2 separate regions of the Homo sapiens genome follow, and region 1 is linked to region 2. A link is a loop called in an ENCODE intact Hi-C map of the cell type or tissue named here. Cell type or tissue: CD14-positive monocyte. All regions are shown on one strand. Links, peaks and the distances in the headings refer to the core of each region. The heading gives the core; the rest is flanking DNA.

Region 1 (5,000 bases), core at 1-5,000, 190 kb before region 2:
CAGAGACAGGGTCTTATATGTTGCCCAAACTGTTACTGAACTCTTGGCCTCAAGCGATTCTCCAGCCTTCATCTCCCAAAGGGCTGGATTACAGATGTGAGCCACTGTGCCCAGCCAGTAAACGCAATTTATAATGTAGACACAAGTAGTCTATAATAGATTTTTAAGTTACTTTTCAAACCATATGCTAACTTACAACTTTTGCTAGGCTCTAAAACTATGAATATGCCCCTTTCTCATCAAGGAGCAATAATACATTTTAAAATGGTGGGCTTGGCCAGGCGTGGTGGTTCACACCTGTAACCTCAGCACTTCAGGAGGCCGAGACAGGTGGATTGCTTTAGCTCAGGAGTTTGAGACCAGCCTGGGCAACATGGCGGAATCCCGTCTACAAAAAATACAAAAATTAGCTGGGTGTGGTGGTGTGTGCCTGTAGTCTCAGCTACCTGGGAGGCTGAGGTGGGAGGAAGGCTTGAGCCCAGGAGGCAGAGGTTGTAGTGAGCCAAGATTGTGCCACTGCAATCCAGCCTAGGCGACAAAGTCAGACCCTGTCTCAAAAAAGAAAAGCAAATGGTGAGCAGGACGCAGTGGCTCACACCTGGGAGGTGGCAAGGTGGGAGGATCCTTCAAGCCTAGGAATTCAAGACCAGCATGGCCAACATGACGAAACCCTCTCTCCTAAAAATACAAAAATTAGCCGGGCATGGTGGTGTGTGCCTGTAATCCCAGCTACTCGGGAGGCTGAAGCAGGAGAATTGCTTGAACCCAGGAGGTGGAAGTTTCAGTAAGCCAAGATCATGCCACTGCACTCCAACCTGGGCGACAGAGTGAGACTCCATCTCCAAAAAAAAAAAAAAAGAAGAATAGAGGGAAAATAGAGAAGACAGACAGACTAACCTATCACAAGTAAACATGACATGAAAGAAAACTGATAAATGTAGGGGCAAGTAGTAGATAGTTAGGTGTAGTAGGTGTTTAGGTTTGAGACCAGCCCAGACAATATATATGAGACCCTGTCTCTACCAAAAATTTAAAAATTAGCTTGTCGTGGTGGCGTACACCTGTAGTCCCAGCTACTCCAGAGGCTGAAGTGGGAGGATCGTCTGAGCCTGGGAGGTTGAGACTGCAGTGAGCCATGACTGTGCCCTGCACTACAGCCAGGGTGACAGAGCAAGACATTGTCTCACAAAAAAGAAAAGAAAATAACCTTTGGTAATCAGAACACATCTATAAAAGGGCTATAAAATAAATGAGATTTATCATTTAAACTAAGATTATTTCTTTCCAACAACTTGAGTAATTTTAGGCCGTAACTTAATATTTTAAAAATACTGGGGTCGGCTGGGCGCAGTGGCTCACGCCTGTAATCCCAACACTTTGGGAGGCTGAGGAGGGCGAATCACAAGGTCAGGAGTTTGAGACCAGCCTGGCCAACATGGTGAAACCCCGTGTCTACTAAAGATACAAAAAAATTAGCCGGGCGTGGTGGCACATGCCTGTAATCCCAGCTACTTGGGAGGCAGAGGCAGGAGAACTGCTTGAACCCGGGAGGTGGAAGTTGTAGTGAGCCGAGATCACCCCATTGCACTCCAGCCCTAGGCGACAGAGCAAGACTCTGTCTCGGAAAAAAAAATACCGGGGTCATATTAAATTACATTACTCATTTTTAGCACTGCATTCACACAGTAATACTGACCAAACATATCAGTAGAATAAAATAACATACATTAGATCCATGCCGGCCAAGAACTTCCCATTCACCACTGGTAATTGCTATCTCCTCTTTGATAGGACACTTGAAATCACCTGAAGATAAATATAATTATAATTCAGTACATTATACCAGACTATAAGCAAATGAAACAATTAAGAACAGTACTCTAAGCTCTTTTTTCCAAAAAGTTATGTTTGGGGTAATAAAAATGTTTTGGAACTAGACAGAGATGATGGTTGCACAGCATTGTGAATGTACTAAATGCCACTGCATTGTTTGTTTATTTTTATTTTTCATTTTTTTGTAGACAGTCTCGCTCTGTTGCTGAGGCTGGAGTGCAGCGGCATGATCACAGCTCACTGCAGCCTTGACCACTTAGGCTCAAGCTTTCCTCCCACCTCAGCCTCCTGAGTAGCTAGAACTAGACACCACTAAACCCAGCAAATTATTATTTTGGTAGCAATGAGGTCTCACTATATTGCCCACGCTGGTCTTGAACTGCTGGCCTAAAGCCCCCTGGCCTTGGCCTCTCAAAGTGCTGGGATTACAGGCATGGGCCTGAATTGTTTATTTTTAAATGGTTAACTTAACGTTTTATGAATTTCACTTCAATAAAAAAAGTCTACAGTTAAAAAAAATCCAAGTTATGAGTCTTTACAATACTCTGGAATAATAATGGAATGATCTATTTAGGTAATGCAAAAACAGCAAAAGAGATTTTTTGGCAAAGCCAGAGGAAAACTCAAAAGCACCTGCATTCTTGAACCTTTGGTTAGACAAAGAAGTCTAATGGATTGACAAAGCATTTCTTTTCGTTGTTTTTTTTTCATAACTTGTTTCTGTTGATTTCTCTTTTTCTTTTTGTAAAACTTTCCCAAGACATTTTCAGATTTAAAAATAAATAAAGTCAGTGTTAAAGGTGTTGGTCAGCCTTCTTACTTGTACCCTTCTACCTCTGACACTGGGGTAAAGGAGGAAGTCCAGGGCAATGCAGTGATATTTCTGCCAGGATACTCCCCCTCCCCTAAACTCAGTAGTTAGTTGAGAGTATGACATTTACAGAGAGAGGCTAGAGAGACCCAAATACCTCTATTCCACCCCAGTGGTAGGTGGAAGTTGGGTCAGCTGCTGCCCCGAGCCAGCTTTATCTTCTGAGTGTGGGCTTTGGAGGAACAGGAGAACTGGCTCTTGGCCACTGTGAGGGGTACAGCTTTGCCACTCAAATATACCTTATTATGGCATTCAGGGAGCCAGGGTCCAGAGCTGCAGGGCTGGGGTCCCTGTCTCACTCCCACATAGGCCATCACATGACCTGCCATAAAGGCATTAAAACCAGCCCGGTGCAATCCATCCCCAGGCACTGAATTAGGACTGGCTTGACTCCCTGGCACTTCTGAGGTAGCCATATCAGCTATTTCAACAAGGCATTTCTTCTAGAAATGCAACAAACTACTTTAAAACTCACAAAAGAAAATGTTTAATACAATTGTTCTTCATTTGCCAAAAAATAACCCAGGTAAGTGTTTACCATAGCAAATGTCAACATGCCCCATTTGTTTTGTTTTTGTTTTTTTCCTGTTCTGCTCTGTCGCCCAGGCTACAGTGCAGCGGCACCATCACAGCTCACTGCAGCCTTTACCTCCCCAGACTCAGGTGATCCTCCCACCTCAGCCTCCCAAGTAGCTGGGACTACAGGCTCATGCCACCACACTTGGTTAATTTTTTTTTGTCTTTTTTGTAGAGATGGGGTTTTGCCATGTTGCCTAGGCTAGTCTCAACTCCTGGACTCAAACAATCTGCCTGCCTCAGCCTCCCAAAGTGTTGGGATTACAGGCGTGGGCCACCTCACCCAGCACCCATTTGTTTTTATGAGCTTCTGTCTTGATGAGGCTCTCTCAGCGGCCTAAGGAACAGCTTAAAAAGTGAAAATCATTTCTCTTTTCCTCACTGCTTATATCTATTGCTGTGGGGAGTGACAGCTGATGACAGGCCTAGGTGGTGAGGCTGTATTAGTGTCTTTCCTAGGGTTCCACGTAAGTTTAAAAAAATATTTTAAACTCGAAGAGCACAAAAAAATTAAAAAATCAATTTAGTACTTTAAATACTATAGACAGAAATTAAAATAAAATTTAATTTTTTTAAAACATAAAATTATATGTTAACATATAGATAACAAATACTAACTGTTTTACATTACAGCTCTTAAGAAAGCAAAGAGGAGGGAGAAGGAAATGAAGTAGATATGAAGGTAAAGGAGGATGACTTGGAGCAAGAAAGACTAAGAGGGCTATTATTAAAAAAGCAGAATATAACAACTATCATCCGAACGTAGACAAATTAAAACCCTGTGCACTGTTAGTGGGAATGTAAAATGGGGTAGCAGTAGCCACTACCGTTGGTGTTCCAATGGTGTAGCTCCTATGGAAAACAGTATGGTAGCCCCTCAAAAAACTGAAAATAGAATTACCATATGATCCAGAAATTCCACTTTTGAGTACATACCCAAAAGAATTGAAAGCAGGGACAGGAACAGATACTTGTACACCCACGTCCACAGCAGCATTATTCACAATAGCCAAAAGGTGGAACCAATCCCAGTGCCCATCAACAGATGAACAGATAAACAAAATGTGGTATATACATACAACGAAACCTTACTCAGCCCTAAAAAGGAAAGGAATCCTGACATGCACTACAAAATGGATGAAACTTGAGGACATTATGCTACGTAAACAAGCCAGTCAAAAAAGGACAAAAACTGTATGACTCCACTAAATAAGACATCTAGAGTAGTTACATTCACAGAGACAAAGTGGCTGCCAGAGATTGGGGGAAGGGGGTAATAGAAAGTGACTATTTAATGGATAGTTTCAGTTTTGGAAGATGAAAAAAATTCTGGAGACAGATGGTGGTGATGATTGCACAACAACATGAACATAATCAGCCGGGTGAGATGGCTCACGCTTGTAATCCCAGCATTTTGGGAGGCCAAGGCTGGTGAATCACATGAGGTCAGGAGTTCGAGACCAGCCCGGCCAAAATACAAAAATTAGCTGGGTATGGTGGTGCATGCCTATAATTCCAGCTACTCAGGAGGCTGAGGTAGGAGAATTGCTTGAACCCGGGAGGCGGAGGTTGCAGTGAGCCGAGATAGCACCACTGCATTCCAGCCTGGGTGACAAGAGCGAGACTCCGTCTCAAAAAAATAAATGAATTAATTAATTTAAAAAATGTATATATATATAAAAACATACTCAATGTCACTAAACTATACCCTTAAAAGTGG
Region 2 (8,622 bases), core at 1-5,000:
GAATACAAATCTGTGCCATTTAGAACATAATGGTAGGACGTAGTAAACAAGCTACATCAGCACAGGACATGGTTTATTGTCAACCATTTAAACATATAAACAAAACTAAGAGTAAGAAAATAAAAGACAGATGCTGTAGCAAAAGGGCATTTCTCTCCAACATGATTGGCCATTATTCTCCAAAATGTATGGTTAACAGAAAATTGAAGAAAAGTTTGTATAGAGTTATTTTAAATGATTGATATTTTCTGGTTTTTTTTTTTTTTTTTTTTTTTTTTTTTGAGACAGGGTCTTGCTCTGTAATCCAGGCTAGAGTGCAATGGCATGATCACAGCTCATTGCAGCCCCAAACCCCCAGGCTCAAAGTGATCCTCCTGCTTCAGCCTCCCGAGTAGCTGGGATTACCAAGCATGAGCCACCATACCGAGCAAATTTAAAAAATTTTTTTGTAGAGACAGGGTCTCTCTATGTTGCTCAGGCTGGTTTTGAACTCCTGGACTCAAGCAATCCTCCCTGCTTCAGCCTCCCAAAGTGCTGGGATTACAGGCCTCCATGAGCAACCACGCCCAGCTCAAGAATGATTCACATTTTAATTTTCTTTTGAACAGGTTTACCACTTTGTATTTGTGTTTTAGGTTTTAAGACTAAATCTGTGCAATAATATTCCCTAGGGATTAAAAGTAGGGGAAATACAACCCTCTCCAAAAGCAGAAACAAAACTTGGGGTGGAAAGAGGAGGTAAAAATTACATTCGCTTTTCCAAATGAGTCTGAATCGTAAAACCATAAAGAATGGTTTTACTCATTCTTTGTCAGCCATTTGAAATCAATAAACTATGATTCCTACATTTTGTTTGTATTACACAAAAAGTAAACAACAATGAAAGCTGTTTTTAAAAGAATAAAAACCACCAACCACAAATAGAAGAGAACCCCAGACGGTTCTCTTGGAGGGATGTTTATCACCAGTGCCAAAAGCCTCCCCCCTCTGAAATGTTTCTCTCAGTTGACAACTTTCAAATGATTTAAAGAACATGAAGAACAAGTAGAACATGAAGCTTGGATCTGAATAGTAAAGAATAATATTGGAGTGGTATTTACAAAGGAGAGGCAGATATATGTGCCTAGCACCAGATTTTTCAAGTAAGCAAGTTCAGCCCCAAACTAACTGAAGTTTTACATTTTTAAACTCTCTCCATTATTTCCCAGAGTTGGAAGCTGTGAAATGTTTCAGCATGGTGCTATTCACTAATGGTGTGAACTCAAAAGGTGGGTTTTCTGCAGCTGAACTGATTCTAAGTCTCAGGACTCCAAGATACCTCCAGTCCAAGTGTCGTGGACTCTACTGGCTTTATACACCTAATTTGGGACTATCCATTTTTTCCTTCTTTAAAGCTGGCTAGGGAATTCCTTCACTAATGATAATGTGTGCAAACACACACACATATTGAAAATCTATAACTAATTCTAGCAGCCAAAAGATGTTTTTCCTTACCAGAAATTACCCAAAGAAAGTTACATTAGAAATAATATGACTAAAAATATATTTTTAAAGCTATTTAATACTCATGATGTCTAAACTTTCAATTTATTGTCTGATTTCTGGATATTTCTGTATTTTAGATTCTACAGACTTCAGATTCTGAAGCTTGTTGAAAAAGCTAAGTTCCTCAATATGGATGAAAATCTATCTGGCTGTACTTTTAGAGGGGAATTTTTCTACTTTTGAAAAAAATTCTGAATATTTATATATAGTATTAACAGAATACCCCAGTAAGTCATATTTCAGATAAATATTCTATAGTATAATTTGCATCATACCCAATATTTTAGATATTAAAATAAGGGTAAAATTTGGAATATAATCACTTGTCTGCATATTTCCCAATGTAAGTTTTCATGTAGAATATTAAAATTTAAATTGATATTTGGATTTATAAGCTGTTTTCCCTGTATACTATACGTATCTATTAGCAATAGAGACAATTTTGGAGTCATGGTATAGTGAACCTCTCTGGCTCTCCTTGCACAAGGCTCCATGAGTCAGTCTGGGCAGTGCACGCTACCCTTGCATAACTCACTCCCCACACTCAGGCTTAGGGGTACTAACATGCAATCCTAGGACAACACTTGACACTAGCACTGACATTTTAAAATTCATTCTCCCAAGTAATAAAAAATATATATATAGATAGATATACACAGAGAGATCTGCAGCTGTACTAATTACTTCAAATAGCAGCAGACAAGGAAAATACACGCTTGCTTGCTTAAGTTTAAATTCATTTTAAGTTTGCTATATTAAATTTAAAAATTAAAAAAATATCAACTTACTATAAACAATTTAAAATATGTATAATACAACTTCATGGTCAAAACATTTGAATAGTCTATGAAAACAGGAAATACGTTCATCTGACATTTCTGTTTAGATTCCATTCATGATTTTTCAATCTGTCTCTTCCAAAAGAAACCATAAAGCAGTTGTCATATTTTATGGCAACTAATTTTGTTTAGGGATTTCCTCATCACAAAAATACTTTATTTCCTATTACAGGGGAGTTAAAGAAGAAGAAAAAAGAAATGAGAAACAAAGTGGCTTTCTCCCCACTTGTCACTATTCTCTTCTTCAAACATTCTGTACATAAGCTGTCTGAGTCTTTTGAACCATTTACAAATTGTATTTTCAAAAATTGAAGAAAAAATATTTAGAGTCTAAAAGTGTTATTTTATACACTGACTATACAATATACATTGAATGTTTACACATACAAATACATCTTAAAGATAAGGTTCTCCAAAGGTTTTTCGACATTCCATCACCCCTGTACTTGGTGGTCTATCACAGTTGTGTGTACTCTTGACTTGACTAGGTGTGAGACGATCGTATGCCATCTTGTACTCTTTATCAAAAGCATCTGCAGAAATTGATAAAGAAATAAAAGAATAAAGAAATTTAGGTCTGATGTTGAAAACTATCAAGTTTCTATAATACTACAGAAACACAACATTAGAGGCCAAGAAGGAATTGCTAGGACATTTCTTTATCCAAAGGACCACAGCTGGATTGCACAGACCAGTGAAACTTAAAGGTTTGAAAATGCCAATTTTTAATTTTACCAGGTACAGATGTTAAAAACCACCAAATACCACACACACTTTTTTGGTACTTTGCTTTGCATACTCAATAAAAACAGTAAAAATAAATAATAGCCTTTTCCCACCAGGATTGACAAAAAGTTTTTTTGCCCATATTTTCTTTACACTAGTCCTTTTATGGTTTCATTTTTTAAATTTAAATTTTGCTTCAACAGAAATTTTTTTTGGTTTGTGTGTCCTAACTTCCTATATTATGGGCTACCTCTGGGAAAATAATCCAAATATCTGAAATCACCATGTAATGATTTTTTTTTCCCTTTTCCACATGGCAACAGATGGAGCTAACAGACTGTTACTTTTATTTTTAAGGACGTTATACCAAGGTCTGTGTGCCTTTTCCCCAGAAGATAGTCCACATGTGACAAAAAGGGACAACAGAGGTTTACAAGCTTCTGCTAAAAGTTTCTCTCAGTCTAGAAATCATGCTAACTTATTGCTTATTTTAAACACATACTGGATAAAAATTTGCCCCTCAGAGAGCCAAATGGGGTATGAATTATAACAATGTCACTAAGATCCTATTTTTCTGCTTTGGGGAGGTGACGGACCTAAGAACATCTTTCCTCTCTGAAACAGTACCACAGTGGTACCCATGAAGGCTTGTTGGAGTTGAGTCAAGTGCATGAGCAAGTGAGCTTCTCTAGCTTGGAGGTCCGGAATTTTTTAGACATTCAAGGAAATCCCACCTTTGGCAGAGGGCTAGAGTAATATCTGACTACAGTCTGGGCTTGTATTAGGTAGGGAATAAAGGGATGGTAACAAGGATCTGAATAATCCTTTTTGGTATCCTCTGTTTCACCATAGTTAAAAGGCCTAGCTCAAATAACACTATTCATGATTTTGGTTAAGTTCTGGCATCTTTCTCAAGTGGCTAGAATGACTATCCCAATGCCATTTAATAGTCTACCTTTCCTAACATTTTATTTTTTATATATATGTGTGTGTGTGTATATATATATATATATATATATTTTTTTTTTTTTATTTTTTTTTTTGGTTAGACGGAGTTTCACTCTTGTTGCGCAGGCTGGAGTGCAGTGGCACAATCTCGGCTCACTGCTGCCTCCGCCTCCTGGGTTCAAGTGATTCTCCTGCCTCAGGCGCCTGAGTAGCTGGGACTACAGGCATGCGCCACCACGCCTGGCTAATTTTGTATTTTTAGTAGAGATGGGGTTTCACCATATTGGCCAGGCTTGCCTCGAACTCCTGACCTCAGATGATCTGCCCGCCTTGGCCTCCTACAGTGTTGGGATTACAGGCGTGAACCACTGCACCTGGCTGATTTTATTATATATTATATTCCCATAGATATTTATGTTTATTTCTAGACTCCCTATTCTGTACCATTGATTTTTCCAGCTCTGCCCCTGGTAGCATTACCCTGATGTAATTACAGTAGCTTCTAGAAAAGAATCACCTTCTGTTGATTCTTTTTTTATCAGATAAGGTCTTGCTCTACAGCCCAAGCTGGCATGCAGCTGCACCGTCATGGCTCACTGCAGCCTCGACTGCCCAGGCTCACATGATACTTTCACCTCAGCCTCCCAAGTAGCTGGGACTACAGCCATGTGCCACCACATCTGGCTAACTTTTTTTTTTTTTTGGTAGAAATGGGGTTTCACCATGTTGCCCAGGCTGGTCTCAAACTCCTGGCCTCAAGCGATCCACCCACCTTGGCCTCCCAAAGTGCTGGGATTACAGACATGAGCTACCGCACCCGGCTCCTTTCAATTAAATAATTTTTCCTGACTAGTCCTTTTCTTGTCAGATTAACTTTTAAAAATTGAAATATAATCCATATACCATACAATTCACTAACTTAAAGTGTACAATTTAGTGTTTTTTTGGTATATTCACAAGATTGTACAACTATCACCACTGCCTAATTCCAGAACATTTTCATCTCACCAAAAAGAAACCTTATACCAGTTAGCAGTCACTCCCTATTCACCCCACCTCTTGGTCCTTAGCAACAACTAATCTACCTTTATATAATTACAGATTTAATATTACTAATAAAGTATAACTACTAATATAAAAATACTTTGAAAACTATTCCATGATATATAAATATTACATATTAGATATAAAGCTAAATTACCTATATCAATGTTTTCTCTTCCCAGTGCCACAAGTGAGAGAAATAGTATTTCTCTGTATAAACTCCTAGGGAGAAAAAGTCATGGAGAAAATATTAGTATCCATATAGTCCATATGTTCCCTATAAAAAATTTAATGCTATCATAAGCATGAGATATTCTAACAAATTACTAAGCAAACAATATGAATCTGCCTAGGAGAACAATATATTCGTCTAAGAGAAGGACTTACCTCTGTCTTTTAAAATGTGGACACTTATTCAGTGTCTCTAAAATCTGACTCATTGGTCCATAGACATCATTCATTTTAATGCTTTTTACCATACTTTTCAACAGTTCCTGGTTAAATGAGTTATCACTTTTTTGCAATAAATGGACCATTGGATATTTTTGGGCTGTAAACGAACAAAAGAACAGATGAAGGAAAATGTTCTGTGTAGAAAGGAGAAAGAAATTAAGCAGCAACTGACAGATATTAAGTTACAAAGCACTAAAAATAAATTAAGGGCAATAGATAAAGAAATAGGAATCCAAGAATGAAGAAAGCAAAAAATAAGACAAATAATGACAAAAAAAGGTCTAAAGCTTTCTGTGGTCTTAAATAGACAATAACTAAGAATATTGTTTCCCTTAATACAGCCTCTGATGAAAATTCTAAATCAGCAGCCTGGGATGGAAACAAATAAAAAATAAGTAAAAAGAAGAAATTGGGATGAGCAATGTGCTGAAAGCTGAATTCTGCAAAACACAACCAACCCCTCCAGCACATACACAGCACCCCTCAAAAAACCAAACCAAAACAAAAAACAAAAAACAAAAAAAAACCCTTAGACCTCCATAGAAGGTAGCACTAAAAAAATCAAACACTCACTCTCAAACAAAAGAGTACGACTTTGACCTGTAAGACAAAAAGTAGTACAGTAAAATAAAAGTCAGTTATACATTGGTTTATGCTATTTAAAGCTAGTAGAGATTACTCTCATATGAACAAAGTCAGCATTCTATGATGGCACTTACTGTGTGCATTCCAGAGAATGTACAAGGGCTGTCCCGGATCCTGATGTAACTTCATATTGTCCCATAACATTTGTATTAAAACATATTTGCTATCTTCAGACATACAGTGGCGGGGAATCTGTGTTATACAATAAACATTCATTAATGATCCTTACATGATAATTTTTCATAAGTATTTTATAAAATTCTTATAAATATTTTTTAGGATGTATATGTGCGAGACAGAAAAGAGAACAGAAAAAGACTGATTTATCTACATTTGATATCTACTACAGGAAGATGGGCTGTGTGGAAAAGCTAATGATCTCTAAAGATCAGATATAACAAAGTACTTGAGATCCGTGAGAAAGGGTACCAAGAAGAACTCATCTTGCTCCTCTTGCTCATGATTGAAAGTCACAGAAAGATAAATCCAGGAGTCCCATCCTATATCATCCAACACCCTGGCCCAGATAACGCTGAGTTCACATCTTTGTCACTCATGTATGATGTACTGAAAATCCGAAGCACATGCACAATCATAGGCATGCAGCACAAGAAGAGAGAAGGCAAGGTTCCTGAACTTAGAGACCACCATTTAGTGGCAGTGGCAGTATATGAAAAAGTAAAGACACTTTTATAAAACAACATACCGAAAATACAAATGAACATATAACAAACAAATGGCCTAAATGTTAAACAAAAATCCAGGGTAAAGGAATGACGAGAGTGGTAGCACATGATTGCAATATGAATTTCAATAGTCCCCCTTTATCCTCAGCAGCTATATTCCAAGACCTCCAATGGATACCTATAACTGCAGATAGTACCGAACCCTATATATACTGTATTTTCCTATACATACATACTTGTGATATTTAATTTATAAATGAGGCACAAAAAGAAATTAACAATAACTAATAATAAAATAGAACAATTAAAACAATATGCCAGCATCACTGCTTTGTGCCATTAAGTAAAACAGGAGTTACATGAACACAAGCACTGTGATACCATCACAGTGGGTCTGATAACAGAGATGGCTACTCAATGATTAACAAGCAGGTGGCATACACAGCGTGGATACACCGAACAAAGGGATGATTCACATCCCAGATGGGACAGCACGAAATTTCATCATGCTACTCAGAACAGCATGCAATTTAAAACTTATGAAGTGTTTCTTTCTGGAAGTTTCCACTTAATATTTTGAGACCACAGTTACCATGGGTAACTGAAACCTCAGAAAGGAAAACCATGAATAAGGAGGGACTGCTGTATAGATATCCTTAAAAAGTGTTAGGCTTGGGCTGGACACAGTGGCTCCTGCCTATAACCCCAGCACTTTGGGAGGCTGAGACAGGAGGGTCACTTGAGCCCAGGGGTTAGAGGTCACAGTGAGCCATGACCACACCACTGCACTCCAGTCTGGGTGACAGGGCGAGACCTTGTGTCAAAAAAAAAAAAAAAAAAAAATTAGGCTTGTTTTGAAAGAAGTACAAGATGTAAGTGGGCCTAACTCACAAATCTGCTTCCTAAGAGTCATTTCCAGTTTATTCTTGAAGCAATAGCAAAAATTCAAGTACGTTTAATGTAAATTTTAGGAGAAGGCAAAAAAAAAAGACTCTTATTGCTAGCCTGTAAGAAGAAAATATTATTTGTAAATACAACTAAAACAATTCTATTTATCTAATGACCCAGAGGGCTATTAAAAATATTTAGCATAGGCTGGGCACGGTGGCTCACGCCTGTAATCCCAACACTTTGGGAGGCTGAGGCAGGTGGATCATAAGGTCAAGAAATCAAGACCATCCTGGCCAACATGGTGAAACCCCGTCTCTACTAAAAATACAAAAATTAGCTGAGCGTGGTGGTGTGTGCCTGCAATCCCAGCTACTTGGGAGGCTGAGGCAGGAGAATTGCTTGAACCCTGTAGCTGGAGGCTGCAGTGAGCCGAGATAGTGCCACTGCACTCCAGCCTGGCGAAAGAGTGAGACTACGTCTCAAAAAATAAAATAAAATAAATTTAGCATAAAAACAGACCTTACTTTTTAATCATTAGGAATATGCAAACATTACAATGGTAACAGAAGCATTCATTGCCTTTTAATTTTTAGTCTCATACCTTTGAATACTTGTTACAGTGCTCAGAAGAAAGAATCAATCCAGGTAAGTTACTGGGCAAGTCAAGACGTCTGAAATACCATACCAGGTTCCAAAAAACAATTGGATGATGGTCCACAAAGTCTGCTACTGTTATTGCATGATCACCTTCATTTTCCAATAAGCTTTCAAGTTCTTTCCATACCACTAAAGGACTAAGATACGGAACAGTGACAGGATCGGGACTTGGAAGGTGCCATTCTAAA

Evidence for each region. A loop is a pair of places that touch in the nucleus more often than their neighbours do. Peaks named below come from ENCODE experiments on the same cell type or tissue, not always from the same donor. Only the 100,000 strongest peaks of a DNase experiment are listed, where the experiment ranks them.
Region 1: it touches region 2 in a loop (2.7-fold over the local background); 1 of 110 quality-filtered maps calls a loop at or near these places.

The regions. Positions count from the first base shown.
Region 1 is chr15:65,472,483-65,477,482 of GRCh38, forward strand. DPP8 (dipeptidyl peptidase 8) reads right to left here. Exons shown (of 20, transcript NM_130434.5): 12 at 1,727-1,806. Among named protein-coding and RNA genes, the nearest start is that of DPP8, 43 kb to the right of the region's middle. In CD14-positive monocyte, for the core only: no CTCF peak of the experiment used is centred there; no DNase peak of the experiment used is centred there.
Region 2 is chr15:65,659,071-65,667,692 of GRCh38, forward strand. DENND4A (DENN domain containing 4A) reads right to left here. Exons shown (of 33, transcript NM_001320835.1): 29 at 8,379-8,622; 30 at 6,275-6,392; 31 at 5,490-5,652; 32 at 5,260-5,324; 33 at 53-2,917. The coding sequence ends at 2,781. It also overlaps a transcript of SLC24A1 not described here. Among named protein-coding and RNA genes, the nearest start is that of SNORD13E, 34 kb to the right of the region's middle. In CD14-positive monocyte, for the core only: no CTCF peak of the experiment used is centred there; a DNase peak (open chromatin) is centred at 2,061; H3K27ac peaks cover 420 bases.